Regions from separate parts of the Homo sapiens genome. Here region 1 is linked to region 2. The links are chromatin contacts, found by Hi-C in ENCODE. All regions are on one chromosome and are shown on one strand. The core of a region is the stretch at or near the end of the contact, and the rest is flanking DNA. Distances in the headings are between cores, read along the strand shown. Region 1 overlaps MUC5B (mucin 5B, oligomeric mucus/gel-forming). Region 2 overlaps TSPAN4 (tetraspanin 4).

What was found. Hi-C counts contacts between places; a loop is a spot of excess contacts on that map. Pooled maps may share reads with other maps.
Region 1: a map with no recorded cell type shows a loop between it and region 2 (4-fold over the local background). The contact joins two enhancer-like sites. A Hi-C loop is called at or near these places in 1 of 168 maps with a recorded cell type or tissue (CD4-positive, alpha-beta T cell), 1 of 37 single-sample maps with no recorded cell type and 4 of 50 pooled maps.

Annotation. Positions count from the first base shown.
Region 1 is chr11:1,261,228-1,265,545 of GRCh38, reverse strand. MUC5B (mucin 5B, oligomeric mucus/gel-forming) reads right to left here. Exons shown (of 49, transcript NM_002458.3): 49 at 3,374-4,157. The coding sequence ends at 3,938. Among named protein-coding and RNA genes, the nearest start is that of MIR6744, 6.8 kb to the right of the region's middle. RefSeq lists enhancers at 884-943, 2,838-3,343 and a silencer at 2,907-3,056. Within about 2 kb of position 2,810, at least 26 of the 41 ENCODE cell types and tissues checked have a DNase peak (open chromatin) inside an H3K27ac peak, as active enhancers do.
Region 2 is chr11:858,535-862,588 of GRCh38, reverse strand. It overlaps TSPAN4 (tetraspanin 4), which reads right to left. Exons shown (of 9, transcript NM_003271.5): 4 at 1-39. Among named protein-coding and RNA genes, the nearest start is that of TSPAN4, 18 kb to the right of the region's middle. RefSeq lists enhancers at 1,529-2,063, 2,064-2,596, 2,597-3,130, 3,131-3,664. Within about 2 kb of position 2,738, at least 10 of the 41 ENCODE cell types and tissues checked have a DNase peak (open chromatin) inside an H3K27ac peak, as active enhancers do.

The DNA.
Region 1 (4,318 bases), core at 1,561-4,060, 400 kb before region 2:
ACAGACACTCAACACCAGCCCATGAAAGCAGCCAGGAGGGAGGCTGTATCCTCCAAAGCCACAGGGGAGGAGCTGCCCAAGACCATGAGAACCCACCTCTTGCATCAGCGTGAACTGGACATGACACCTGGAGTCAAAAGAGATCATTTTGGAGCTTTAAAATTTGACAGCCCCGCTGGATTTTGGACTTGCATGGGCCCTGTAGCCCCTTTGTTTTGGCCAATTTCTCCCATTTGGAACAGCTATATTTACCCAATACATGTACCCTCATTGTATCTAGGAAGTAACTAACTTGCTTTTGATTTTACAGGTTCATAGGCAGAAGGGACTTGCCTCGTCTCAGATGAGATGTTGAACTGCAGACTTTTGGGTTAATGCTGAAATGAATTAAGACTTTTGGGGATGGTTAGGAAGGCATGATTGGTTTTGAAATGTGAGGACATGAGATTTGGAGGTATCAGGGCAGAATGATATGGTTTGGCTGTGTCCCCACCCAAATCTCACCTTGAATTGTATCTTCCAGAATTCCCACGTTGTGGGAGGGACCCAGGCAGAGGTAATTGAATCATGGGGGCCAGTCTTTCATGTGCTATTTTTGCGATTGTGATTAAGTCTCACGAGATCTGATGGGTTTATCAGGGGCTTCCACTTTTGCTTCTTCCTCATTTTCTGTTGCCACTGCCATGTAAGAAGTGCCTTTCATCTCCCACCATGATTCTGAGGCCTCCCCCAGCCATGTGGAACTGTAAGTCCAATTAAACCTCTTTTTCTTCTCAGTCTTGGGTATGAAGACAGTGTGAAAACGGACTAATACATCCCCATGATCCCCACATGTCATGGGAGGGACACTGGGAGTGATTGGATCATGGGGGTGGTTTCCCCCATGCTGTTCTCGTGATAGTGAGTGAATTCTCACGAGATCTGGTGGTTTCCTAAGCATCTGGCATCTCCCCTGCTAGGTCTCATTCTCTCTACTGCCACCTTGTGAAGAAAGTGCCTGCTTCTGCTTCACCCTCCACCATGATTGTAAGTTTCCTGAGGCCTCCTCAGCCAGGCAGAACTGTGAGTCAGTTAAACCTCTTTTCTTTATAAATTACCCAGTCTCAGGTATTTCTTTGTAGCAGTGCGAGAATGGCCTCATACAAAAAGTTTTGGGCCCCCCTCTCAGCACTTCCCAAATGTTTCCTTTTCGGGATATCTGCTGGCTTTGCAGATGATTTAGTTTCTTGTTTTCAATTGCTGCTATTTTAAAGTTTCTTTCTATCATTGTCACAGTTTCTGTGTCTGTAGGGGAAGACAGGCCCACTTTTCCATCTGGAAACCAGAAATCCCTTTTAAAACGTCTTTAAAGTCTAAGTAACATTGGTTTGTATTCACTGTGTTTATTTATTTATTTAATTTTAATTTTTATTTTTTTTGAGACGGAGTCTCACTCTGTCACCCAAGCTGGAATGCAGTGGCGCGATCTCGGCTCACTGCAAGCTCTGCCTCCCGGGTTCACGCCATTCTCCTGCCTCAGCCTCCTGAGTAGCTGGGACCACAGGCGCCCGCCACCACGCCTGGCTAATTTTTGGTATTTTTAGTAGAGATGGGGTTTCACCGTGTTAGCCAGGATGGTCTCGATCTCCTGACCTCGTAATCCGCCCGTCTCAGCCTCCCAAAATGCTGGGATTACAGGCATGAGCCACCGCGCCTGGCCCACTGTGTTTATTTTTATAGTTACTTGCTCTGGGGCATTGCAGAGCCCTGTGGTTTTGAGTGTGGCCTCGACTTGGGCTGCCTGGATGTGAGCCCAGCTTTCCCCCTGACAGAACCACACCTTTTCATTGCTTTGTGCCTCAGTGTTCCCATCTGTGGAGTGGGAGACACAATAGCAGACACCACACAGGGTATTGTCAGGATTGAATGATACGGTTCTGGGGCACAGAGACAGCACAGCATGGGCCTCTGAGAGGGGTGCTTGTACCCATACACCGACATAAATGGGTCTAAGGAAACCATCGCACCATGGGAATGACTGAGGTTTCGGAAACCATTTGTTTACACGTGGCGGAATGCAGACCCAGGTCAGGCAGTGACCTGGCGCAACCTCCAGACAATCAGCCTCGGAGACGCAGGGTAAACCTATAGAAGCTCACCCCAGTGGTGACCAACCTAGCCCACCGCCCACCAGAGCCCACCTGCAACCTTGTCAGGCCCCTGCCTATCTCCAGCCCAGTCCTGGGGTGGCTGGCCCTGCTGGGCCTCGGCAAGGAGGGCAGGAGAGGCTGGAGCTCTGGAGCGCTGGCAGGGGCCTGGCTGGGCCCCCAGGAGCTGGGAGCTCTGTAAATGTACAGTGTGATGGCATCACTTCCTGGGCAGGGCAGGACCCACCCAAGGGCACAGGGCAGAGGCAGGCCCCGGTGTGGGGAAGGCCCCGCTCTGCACCCACACCACAGGCTTCTGCAGCCAGGCACGAGCATTGCTTTTGTCTCCCCAGGCCACGGTCTGCCTGTAGCCACCCCCTGCCCAGTAGGAGGTCATTTTGTGTCCAAAGCTCCCTGCATCCTGCTATGCCTAGGTCCTGGCTGGCACCACCTTCACTGTCTTCCCTGCCCACACCTGCAGCCCCAGCTGCTGACCCCACCCATCCCACAGGCTCCCCGATACCCTGCTGTCTGCACCGGGTGCTCTCTGCTCTGGACAGAGCAATAGAAAGGAAGGGCAGAAAGCCCTGCCCGTGCGTGTGGAGGCGGGACAGGAGGTGGGACAGGAGGCGGGACAGGAGGCGCGACAGGAGGCGGGACAGGAGGCGGGACAGGAGGCGGGACAGGAAGCCAGCAAGCTCACGTGTCGCTTGCGTAGCAAGTGCCCCAAGGAAAGCATTCCCGGAGAGGTGCGCGTGGAACAGGGTGAAAGGCGGCCCCGCAGGGCCCAGCACCAGCCTGGGAGCATTGCACCTGGCTCCGTGCACCTGCCCTGGGGGGCAGCTGCCTCCCCGCTGACCGGGCCTGGTCGCCTGCTTGCCCCACTGACTGCCTCCATCTTCCTACATGAGCTGGTTTCCTCACACAATCCCCTACACTGGAAATAACAGCCGGGGTGACCTCTGAGTCCTGGCGGCCCCCTGCCCCCTGTCCCCTGGGCAGTGCTCCCACAGCCCAAGACTGACTCTCGGGGTGCCCACAGGGGCATGTGGATGACCAAGCGGCTCCTTGTCCCCCACCCTGCCTGGCCTTCCCAGAGGCTTCCTGGTCCTTCAGTGGCTGCTGGGGGTCCTGGACTGCCCCCCGGATGTGTCCTCCAGCCTGCAGGCCCCAGGCAAGCAGCCCACAGAGGACCTGGACAGCCTGGGAAAGACGGTAGGCAAGAAAAGACGTCAGGACAGGAAACGTACTCAATGCTCAGGGTTTATTTGCAAAACTGGGCTGGGTTGAGCAGAGGGGGCTTTGGGATGCTGACCCCTCTCTGACCTGGCCGTTGCGACCTCAGCCCTGAGTTACCCTGCAGCAGGCATGGACAGGCGGCCGCCTTGCCTGTCGCAGCTTCCTGGCAGCAGCTGGCCTTGCCTGGACCAGCCTGTCTGCCCCAGCGGCCGGACGTGGCCAGCTGGAATCCGTGCTGCGCGGGCGCTCCGGCCGTGGCAGGGACACATAGGCCCGCACATGCTTAGTTTGTTCCAGGGCGTCCCAGTGACATCAGGGAGGGGCAAGGCCAAGGTGGGCCACAGGCTCTCCCAGGGTAGGACTCCTGAGTGGCGCCCTCCCGAAAGGGGTCCTGCTGGCCCCTCACCCTTCTGGGGCCGGTTTCACCCACGGGGTGGGCAGCAGGAGCACGGAGCGCGGGGTGCCACACACAGGCCGGGGGGCTCCGCAGAGGAGGCCCAAGGTTTTCATGATCAGACAATGCACATCCTGGCTCCAGGTGGACAGAGCATGGGGATGGAGGCAGAACGTTCTCAGACAGCAGTGGCCTCCTGGGCCGGGAAGCCACGGGTGTGTGGGGGAGCCATGGGCGCAGGGACACAGAAGGGCGTGCAGCCACACTCATCCACGTGGGTGTAGGTGTGCAGGATGGCTGAGCCGTTAGGACAGTGCAAGGGCACCGTCTCCTCGTGGACCCGCCTCTCCTGGCAGCAGGTGCACTGGTGCTGCATGGCCTGGGCCTCTGCTGAGTACCTGTGGACGCAGGGTGGCCCTCACATCAGCCACCTTGGCCCCGCCGTTTCTCTGCCCAGCCATGGTGACACATGGGCCTCTGGGGTCCTGGGCCAGACGGCCGCCCCCTTCTGTCCACAGTGGCCTGCTCTGTGGGCACGTGAGGCTTCACCTTCTCAGGA
Region 2 (4,054 bases), core at 1,489-3,988:
CAGCCAGATGCCGACACCCAGCACGCCACAGCCTCCCAGCTGGGGCACAGCAACAGGAGAGACACAGACAGGGTGAGGCCCCAATGCAAGCTCTGGACCCCAGGGCAGAGCCCGGCCCACAAGCCCAAAGCCATGCCGCCTGCCAGCCTGAGCCAGAACCACCCAGAGTCCTGCTAGATCCCACGGCAGCCCGGGGGGGTGTCCAGGGCAGGCCAGTCTTTCCCGACACCCTGGGCTGGCACCCCATCCCCAAACCCACACTCCATGGCCACAGTCGGGGAGGCTCCCTTGTGCCTCTGAACCACTCCCTCTAGGAGGGATCCGCCCAACCCCTGGCCTGGAGCCAAAGGGACGGGATCTTAGGCCCCAGGACGCAGTCTGCACACCCCTAACCCCGCTTCACCGTCTGGTCTGCGCAGGGCAGAAGGCTCACTCCCCACCTGACAGGCCACTCCAGCCTTTCCAGACTGTGCTGTCAGGGAGACCCAGCCCTGCCCTCACTCCGGGATGGGGCTTCCTGGCAGGTGGTCCCAGGATTCCGATTCCCAGCTCCCGACAAGATCTCTGTGATGTCCCCAGCTGTCCCCTGTCACTCGTGGCAGGAGAAACGCTGATTCCCTCACACTCTGCTCCTGGTTATGATTTCTTTCTTTTTTTCTTTTTTTGGAGATGGAGTCTCACCCTGTTGCTCAGGCTGGAGTGCAGTGGCACCATCTGGGCTCACTGCAACCTCCTCCGCCTCCCAGGTTCAAGTGATTCTCCTGCCTCAGCCTCCCAAGTAGCTGGGATTACAGGCATGCCCCCACCACACCCGGTTAATTTTTTGTATTTTTAGTAGAGATGGTTTAGCCACAATAGTCTTTTTTGTTTTTTTTTTGATACCGAGTCTCGCACTGTCACCCAGGCTGGAGTGCAGTGGCGCGATCTCGGCTCACTGCAACCTCCGCCTCCCGGGTTCACGCCATTCTCCTGCCTCAGCCTCCCGAGTAGCTGGGACTACAGGCGCCCGCCACCACGCCCAGCTAATTTTTTGTACTTTTAGTAGAGACAGGGTTTCACCGTGTTAGCCAGGATGGTCTTGATCTCCCAACCTCGTGATCCACCCACCTCGACCTCCCAAAGTGCTGGGATTCCAGGCGTGAGCCACCACGCCCAGCCGCCAGGATGGTCTTGATCTCAATCTCCTGACCTCATGATCAGCCCGTCTCGGCCTCCCAAAGTGCTGAGATTACAGGCATGAGCCACCGCGCCCGGCCAAGTTATGATTTCTTACAGCCACATGGGCACTGGTGGGAACAAAGCAGGCGGGTCCCACAGGAGCACCTGCCACCCGGAGGGCCACCTCCTGCAGTGTCTGTAACCGCCAGAGCTCTTACTGTGTTTCCTAAGTGCTTGTTCTTATAAAAATCAATTAAAACAGGAAGAGGCAGGGGGAGACGAGGGGGTGCTGCGCCCAGAGAGAGGGTGCTAGGCTGCTGGCCCAGCAAGGCCTCAAGGGAAGCAGGGGTCCGCCAGGACCCCACCTTCAGACAGAGGCCTCGGGCTTGGGCCGTTTCAGGATGAGACGGGAGATATGTTCCAGGCCTGGGCACGGGACAAGCAGTCCCCCGAAAATGCTGACCAGCTCCCGGTCTGCAGCGTGGGTGCCCAGGTGGGTGGTGGGTAGACGTCCTGGGGTGCCGACGGTTGACTGGTTCTGGGGAAGGGCCGCGCAGCCCTGGGGGATCCCTGCCCCACCCTGGACTGGACAGGACTTGGGAATGGGCTGGCAAAGCCACCCCTCAACCTGATGAAACCCCTTGGAGCACCCAGACCACATGCCTGAGGACAGGCTCAGACCCCAGGCTCTGGGGGTTCCCGGGGGACTACCAGAAGCCCCAAGTCACCCCATAAAAGCCTCCCAAGCCCCAGTGGCCAGACTCACACCCCACTTTCCAGACAGAAACCAAGGCTGGGATAGCTGCTGGCCACCAGCAGCCGCCCCACCCCCACCTGCAACACCAGCCCAGCTCAAGACAGGCCTGGGGCCTCCACCCTGGCAGGGCCCACGGAGGGCCCATGAGCCCCAACACTCTTGCCTCAGGGGGCCTGGGGGTGGGAGATGCCCCCTCCTCGTGTGCACGCTCACCTGCCCCTCCCTGAGCAGTGCATCAGCCAGCGCCAGGCTGGAGGTTGGAGGCCGCCACCCTTTTACTGGCTGGCTGGCAGGCAGGAGGCTGTGCTGGGGAGATGGGACACAGCTCCCTGCCCAAGGGCCAGCATGGCTGCTGGTGCCCCAAGATTCAGGCCAGGCCTGTCACTGGTGTCTTCGGTCCCTCTGGGCTCCACAGGGTAAAATCCCCTCAGAGCAGATTCCCCCCACTGCTGGGGCCCCACAAGTCCCACACACGCTCAGGCCATCCTGGGGAGAAGGCAGGCTCTGTCCTTCCCCGGCCTTCCAGAGGTAGCATCTCCGCTTAAAGTTCAAAACAGAACGCTGTCCGGAGGCTGCCAGCGCAGGACCTATCTTGGGAAGCTCTGCTGAGCCATTGGCTCCTGGTGCCTGCTGAGCTCTGACACCCACGCCCAGAGCCCCTCCCCAGCAGGCCAGGCACAGCGCACAGGGGAGCTGGACAGACTGGGTGCAGGAAGAGGGGTCACCCCTGTGCTCTGGGCCCCAGGATTGGGAGTACCGAGGCAGGGGCTGACTTGCTGGCTCTGACCACACAGCCCCTCGTGGCTGCAGGGAGCCAATAGGAGACCTGGGCACAGTGCCCAGCCTGGGTGTGGCTTCTGAGCAAAGCCAGCCCCAGAAGCAGCTTAGGGTGATAGGGGAGGCTTCCCAGGAGACCAGGAAGAGGCTTGGGGGTGGCAGCCAGCACAGCCCGGTGGAGGGCGGCCCGGAGACGCACCAGGGGACGGATGCATGAACCTGAGACGTGTGAGTCAAGTTGTGTGTGAGCCCGGGATGCATGGGAGCTGGGGTGCATGTGAGCAGGGGTACATGGGAGCTGGGGTGCGTGTGGGCCCGGGGTGCATGAGTGAGGGTGTGTGTGAGCCGGAGTGCATGTGGGCCCGGGGTGCGTGTAAGAGGGGGTGCGTGTGAGCCCGGGGTGCGTGTGAGCCCGGGGTGCGTGTGAGCCCGGGGTGCGTGTGAGGGGGGTGCGTGTGAGCCGGGGTGCGTGTGAGAGGGGGTGCGTGTGAGCCGGGGTGCATGTGAGCCCGGGGTGCGTGTGAAAGGGGGGGTGCGTGTGAGCCCGGGGTGCGTGTGAGCCCGGGGTGCGTGTGAAAGGGGGGGTGCGTGTGAGCCGGGGTGCACGTGAGCCAAGGTGCGTGTGGGCCAGGGTGTGTGTGAGTGGGGGTGTGTGTGAGCGGGGATGAGTGTGGGCTGGGGGTGGGTGTGTGAGCCTGGGTGCATGTGAGGGGATGCGTGTGACCTGGGGTGCGTGTGAGCCGGGGTGCATGTGAGCCCAGGGGTGCGTGTGAGCCAGGGCACGTGTGAGCCCGGGGGTGCGTGTGAGCCGGGGTGCATGTGTGCCGGGGGTGCAAGCTGTTGGTGTGAGCCCGGGGGTGCGTGAGAGCTGGGGTGCATGTGAGCGGGGATGCGTGTGACCCAGGGGTGCGTGTGAGCCGGGGTGCATGTGTGCCGGGGGTGCAAGCTGTTGGGGGTGTGAGCCCGGGGGTGCGTGAGAGCTGGGGTGCGTGTGAGCGGGGATGCGTGTGACCCAGGGGTGCATGGGAGCCGGGGGTGCATGGGAGCCCAGGATGCGAGCCGGGGGTGCGTGTGAGCGGGGGTGGGAGGCGAGGTGCATGCAAGCGGGGGTGCATGTGAGCCGGGGTGCGTGTGAGCGGGCGTGAATGTGAGCCAGGTGCATGGGAGCCTGGGGTGTGTGGGAACCGGGGTGCATGTGAGCGGAGGTCCGTGGGAGCCTGGGGTGCGTGGGAACTGGGTGAGCAGGGTGTGTGAGCGGGGTGCGTGTGGGCCGGAGTGCGTGTGAGCCGAAGTGCGTGTGAGCAGGGGTGCGTGTGAGCCGGGAGTGCATGTGAGCCTGGGGTGCATGGGAACCGGGGTGAG